Regions from separate parts of the Homo sapiens genome. Here region 2 is linked to region 1. Evidence: chromatin loops called from intact Hi-C (ENCODE). Cell type or tissue: mucosa of descending colon. All regions are shown on one strand. Links, peaks and the distances in the headings refer to the core of each region. The heading gives the core; the rest is flanking DNA. Region 1 has its middle 12 kb from the start of PAFAH1B2. Region 2 overlaps PCSK7 (proprotein convertase subtilisin/kexin type 7).

Region 1 (2,911 bases), core at 244-2,743:
AAAAAATTAACCTTGACTTTACTCATCCATTAAACATTTACCAAGAAATATTTGTTGTGCCAGGCATTCCCTGGCACTGAGGCTACGAAGAGGTATAAGACGCTTGCCATAGAATAATTCATATTTAGTCAGGGAAAGAGACTTGTAATTAATTCAAAGAGAGAGATGGACATTATAATAGAAACACCAGTGGACTCTTGGAATTCAGAAATCAGGATTTTTATCTTGAGAAAGACCCTGAAAAGGCTTATTAAATGGATTTGTATGATTTTTTTTTTTTTGAGACGGAGTCTCGCACTGTCACCTGGGCTGGAGTGCAGTGGCGCAATCTTGGCTCCCTGCAATCTCTGCCTCCAGGGTTCAAGCGATTCTCCTGCCTCAGCCTCCTGAGTGGCTGGGATTACAGGCACCCGCCACCATGCCCAGCTAATTTTTTTTTTTTTTTTTAGTAGAGACGGGGGTTTCACTATGTTGGCCAGGCTGGTCTCGAACTCCTGACCTTGTGATCCACCCGCCTCAGCCTCCCAAAGTGCTGGGATTACAGGCATGAGCCACCGCACCCAGACAGGATTTGTTTGTTTAATGAGGCACAAATTTGAATGAAACTATCTTCAAGGTTGTTGTACAACAAAAGCAAAGCACTTAACCAGTAAGAGAGACCCAGATAACTACAACGGTTGTATGTTTTGTTTTTGTTTTTATTTTTGAGACAGAGTCTTGCTCTGTTGCCCAGGCTGGAGTACAGTGGGGTGATCTCGGCTCACTGCAACCTCGCCTCCCAGGTTCTAGAGATTCTGCTGCCTTAGCCTCCTGAGTAGCTGGGATTATAGGTGCGTGCCACCACACCTGGCTAATTTTTCGTATTTTTAGTAGAGATGGGGTCTCACCAAGTTGGCCAGGCTGGTCTCAAACTCTGTCAAAGTGCTGGGATTACAGGAACGAGCCACCATGCCCAGGAAAAGGGTGTATATTTTGGCCTGGCATGGAATTAATTCTTTACTCTTTCTGAAGCACACTTTTACACTTATTACATATCTGAAGTGATGACTTAAAATATTCAGGCACGTTTCATTGGAAAATTACGTGGTATAGTGGGGTTCTCAAAAATGAGAAGTTCTCAAAGATCTCAAGAAAATTTTCTTGGCTGGACGTGGTGGCTCACGCCTGTAATCCCAGCACTTTGGGAGGCCGAGGGGGGTGGATCACATGAGGTCAGGAGTTCGAGACCAGCCTGGCCAACATGGTGAAAACCCATCTCTTCTAAAAATACAAAAATCAGTCAGGCGCGGTGGCACGCGCCTATAATCCCCGCTACTCAGGAGGCTGAGGCAGGAGAATCGCTTGAACCCAGGAGGCGGAGGTTGCGGTGAGCCAAGATCGCACCACTGCACTCCAGCCTGTGTAACAAGAGTAAAATTCTGTCCCAAAAAAAAAAGAAAAAGAAAATGTACAGATGCACACATCCACACAAACACAGAAAGGGTCTGGGTGGATATTTACCAACGTGTTATGGAACAACATAACATCTGGGTGCTTTTTTGTTTTCATTTTCATTCATCTGCTTTTCCAGTTTACCTTCAGTTAATTTGTATTGTTTATCTAATAAGAAAACCCACAAGGAATGTAACTAAACCATTCAAAAGCAAAGCAACCCCCAATAAAGACAAGTCCAGAGTATGGCCAGGATGTGGGTAGCCGGCATAGCGTGGAGAAAGGTCTAGAGTTAAGGAGGTAAAGCACTGTGAAGTTCTGACAATGGTGTGGTGGTGGATAATGGGAGGTGGCACTCTTCAGTGAGTGCAGTGAGAGGGGACTGAGCAGAAGGTCAGTAAGGACAGGGACTAGGGAGGACAGAAAGTGGTGTCATAGAAAGCCTGGAGCCTTTCCTTTCCTCCTCCTCAGTCTCTGTTACCCACACACAAGCCACCTCCCTAGAAGGAGGCGGTGGCATCTTAGCTGGTCTTCTGTCACCTGTCTCTTCCTGTCTCTAGTTCATCCTACCCACAGCTGTTAGAGTAGCCTTCTTTCAGCACTTTTTTTTTTTTTTTTTGAGACGGAGTCTCGTTCTGTCGCCCAGGCTGGAGTGCAGTGGCGCGACCTTGGCTCACTGCAAGCTCCGCCTCCTGGGTTCACACCATTCTCCTGCCTCAGCCTCCCGAGTAGCTGGGACTACAGGCACCCGCCACCACGCCCGGCTAATTTTTTTGTATTTTTAGGAGAGACGGGGTTTCACCGTGTTAACCAGGATGGTCTCGATCGCCTGACCTCGTGATCTGCCCGCCTCAGCCTCCCAAAGTGCTGGGATTACAGGCGTGAGCCACGGCTCCTGGCCCTTTCAGCACTTTTAAAAAAAAACTCTGTCCTGGCTGGTTGCATGGCTCCAGCATGTAATCTCAGCACTTTGGGAGGCCGAGGGGTGGCTGCGGATCACAAGGGTAGAGTTGAAGACCAGCCTGGCCAACACAGTGAAACCCCGTCTCTACTAAAAATGCAAAAATTAGCTGGGTGTGGTGGCAGGCACCTGTAATCCCAGCTACTCAGGAGGCTGAGGCAGGAGAATTGCTTGAACCCAGGAGACAGAGGTCGCAGTGGGCCGAGATCGCACCACTGCACTCCAGCCTGGGTGACAGAGCTAGACTCTGTATCAAAAAAAAAGAAAAAAAAAAAAAGAGCAACCAAAAAAAAAAAAAAAAACAACTCTGTCCTTGCTCAGTCATCTATAATAGGTCTCAGCTGCTTATTTAAAATAAAAATCTTTAAAGCCCTTCCCATCCCATCCTGGGTTACCCAGCTCCTACTTTCAGTACCTCTCTGAGCTGCTGCATCTGTAAAATGAACATATTGTACTCTGCCTTGTATACTGGAATAATTTTTTTTTTTGAGACAGGATTTCACTCTGTTGCCCAGGCTA
Region 2 (2,911 bases), core at 94-2,593, 77 kb after region 1:
CACACTCTTGGCATCAACTCTCTTGGTCCAATGGCAACCCTATATATTGCACACGGGACACTTTCTGTGGGGACTCTGAGATGCAGAGGGACCAGATAACAAGCAGGAAAGGTAGGGCCTGGTGTGAGGGCACGAGACTCACCGACATCCCTGATGACAAGCCTGTAGGTCCCTCGGGCTCTCTCCCCCCAGCATCGCACAGTGGAGAAGGTCCAGTCATTGAAGCCGTTGGGATCCCTGAGGAAAGAACACAGCAGAAACAGGTGGAAGGCGTGGGCCAGAGAGCTGACCTTCCCCCAGCAACACTTTCTTACTGTAGTAGCCGTGGAAACAACCTGGGAGGGTGCCACGAGGGCTTCTCAGGTGCCCCTTTCCCCTGGGGTCTCATGGAAGGAGGAAATTGTGTTAACGTGGTGTGGTGGAAAAAGCAAGCATGGAGCGCGCACAGGCTTGGAGTCCCACGGATCTAGGTTTATTCTTGTTCTCTTGGGCACTTACTAGCTCCATGACTTGTTTTCTTTTTCTTTCTTTTTTTTTTTGGAGACAGGGTCTCACTCTGTTATCCAAGCTGGAGTGCAGTGGCATGATCACAGCTCACTGCAGCCTTGACTTCCTGGGTTCAAGTGATCCTCCCACCTCAGTCTCCTGAGTAGCTGGGACTACAGGCATGTACCACCATGCTCAGCTAATCTTTAAATTTTTTGTAGAGACAGGGTCTCACTTTGTTGCCCAGGCTGGTCTTGAACTCCTGAGTTCAAGTGATTCTCCTGCCTTGACCTCCCAAAGTGCTGGGATTACAGGTGTGAGCCACCACACCCAGCCAGTTTCCTCATTTGTAAAAGGAGGTTACAAAGTCTAATCTAGGGGGTTCTTAGAAGGATTAGAGAACATGTATGTGAGGTGCAGGGCCTAGCGCTTGAAGAAGGTATGTGACGAAAGGCTTCCAGCCGCCAGGGATAGCCAGTGCCACAGTAGTTTAGGACAGTGCCAGGATCCACTTCTTCCATTTCTTTTCCCTGGAAAGGCCCTTGCTGAAAAGGTTGCTCAGGCCTCGGGCGGGTGTACATACGAGTCCATGCTGCGGGGGGCGCCGATGAGGGACATCATGCCACTGGGGCAGAACAGCTTCAGCTCCAAGCTGCCGCGCCGTGGGTGAGTGATGGAGACTGTCACTGCCACATGCTCCAGGGTCTTCAGCCCTGACATCTCCAGGTCCATCCTGCTGACTGTAGAAAGTCAGGCTGGGCAGCTGGGAAACCAGCCCACAAACACGCCTTCACTTCACCCCCACGTACACAAAGACACACGCTCACTGAAGCCACATACAAACATCTACGGCAACCCTAACTGGGACCTCGCCTATACTAGTAAATGGAATGGAGCTGCTGCTCTCAAGTTTACAACGTAGCTTCGAGTGCAGTTGGGAAGACGACACATACCCAAGACACAATATAAGAATCCAGCAGAGCAACTTCAATCATTCATTCATCCAAAACATTATTTACTGGGTACCTCCTCCATTTCAGGCACTGTACTAGATGCTGGGAATATAAAGATAAGATGGGCGTGGTCCCTGCCTCCTACCTGCAAGTGGAAAATGATATGGTATGGGAAATATACATAATTGATAAGGGAAGAGAAATAAGTCAGATGGGTTTAGGCACACAGCAGTGAGACACACTGAAGGAAATGAATACAGATCGGTAGACAGGGTTGGTAGAGGGCATTCTAGGCAGTGGAAAAGGCATGAACAAAGACGAAATGCACACATCTCACTGAAGATGATGCACAGTTAATTTTTAAAAAATGCTGGTGGATAAATTTCAAGCAAATTATGTGAGTGAAAAAAGCAATCTCAAAAGAAGCATATAGCCAGGTGTGGTGGTGTGCACCTGTGGTCCCACTACCGGGGAGGGTGAGGTGGGAGGATCGCTTGAGCCTGGGAGGTGGAGATTGCAGTGAGCCATGCTCATGCTACCACACTCCAGCCTGGGCAACAGAACAAGACCCTGTCTCAAAGAAAAAAAAAAAAAGAAAAAGGATGCGTAGCACACAATTCCATTTAGGTGATGTTAATTGAAGTACCTGCAGTGATACATAACAGATAAATGGGTGCCAGGGGCCAGGGACAGGGGAGGGGATGGGTGTGGCCAGAAAGGGGTAACACAAAGGAGTCTTGTGATAATGGAATTGTTCTGGATCTTGGTTGTGGTGGTAGTTATGCAAGGCTACATGTGATACAATTGCATACAGCTACACACGCGCATACACAAATATTGACAGCATGTGTATCTGGTGAACTCCAAATAAGCTCTATGGATTGTACCAATGTCAATTTCTTGGTTTTGATATTATACTTTAATTGTGTGAAACATTAAGATTGGGAGAAGGGTGCACGGGACTTCTCTTGTACATTTCTTTGAAACCTCCTGTAAATCTACAATTATTAAAACAAAAACAAAAACAAAAAACTACTGAAGAGGAAGACTCAACTGGGGACTATTAAGAAATTAGGCTGTAATGAGAACGATTCTTTTTTTTTTTTTTTTTGAGACAGAGTCTCTCTCTGTTGCCAGGCTGGAGTGCAGTGGCATGATCTTGGCTCACTGCAACCTCTGCCTTCTGGGTTCAAGCGATTCTCCTGCCTCAGCTTCCCAAGTAGCTAGGACTACAGGTGCACGCCACCATGGCCACCTAATTTTTGTATTTTTAGTAGAGATGGGGTTTCACCATGTTGGCCAGGATGGTCTCAATCTCTTGACCTTATGATCCACCCGCCTCAGCCTCCGAAAGTGCTGGGATTACAGGCGTGAGCCACTGCACCCGGCCGAATACAATTCTTTTTAAAGCACCCTTTCTTCCATTAATTTATTCCAGGCCAGGCATGGTGGCTCACTCCAGGCATGGTGGA

What was found. A loop is a pair of places that touch in the nucleus more often than their neighbours do. Peaks named below come from ENCODE experiments on the same cell type or tissue, not always from the same donor. Only the 100,000 strongest peaks of a DNase experiment are listed, where the experiment ranks them.
Region 2: a loop joins it to region 1, with 9 times the contacts of the local background. A loop is called at or near these places in 60 of 110 quality-filtered maps.

What each region holds. Positions count from the first base shown.
Region 1 is chr11:117,131,050-117,133,960 of GRCh38, forward strand. No RefSeq gene overlaps it. Among named protein-coding and RNA genes, the nearest start is that of PAFAH1B2, 12 kb to the right of the region's middle. In mucosa of descending colon, for the core only: no CTCF peak of the experiment used is centred there; no DNase peak of the experiment used is centred there.
Region 2 is chr11:117,207,828-117,210,738 of GRCh38, forward strand. It overlaps PCSK7 (proprotein convertase subtilisin/kexin type 7), which reads right to left. Exons shown (of 17, transcript NM_004716.4): 13 at 1,070-1,226; 14 at 143-237. Among named protein-coding and RNA genes, the nearest start is that of TAGLN, 9.9 kb to the left of the region's middle. RefSeq lists enhancers at 663-1,163, 1,164-1,664. In mucosa of descending colon, for the core only: no CTCF peak of the experiment used is centred there; a DNase peak (open chromatin) is centred at 1,084.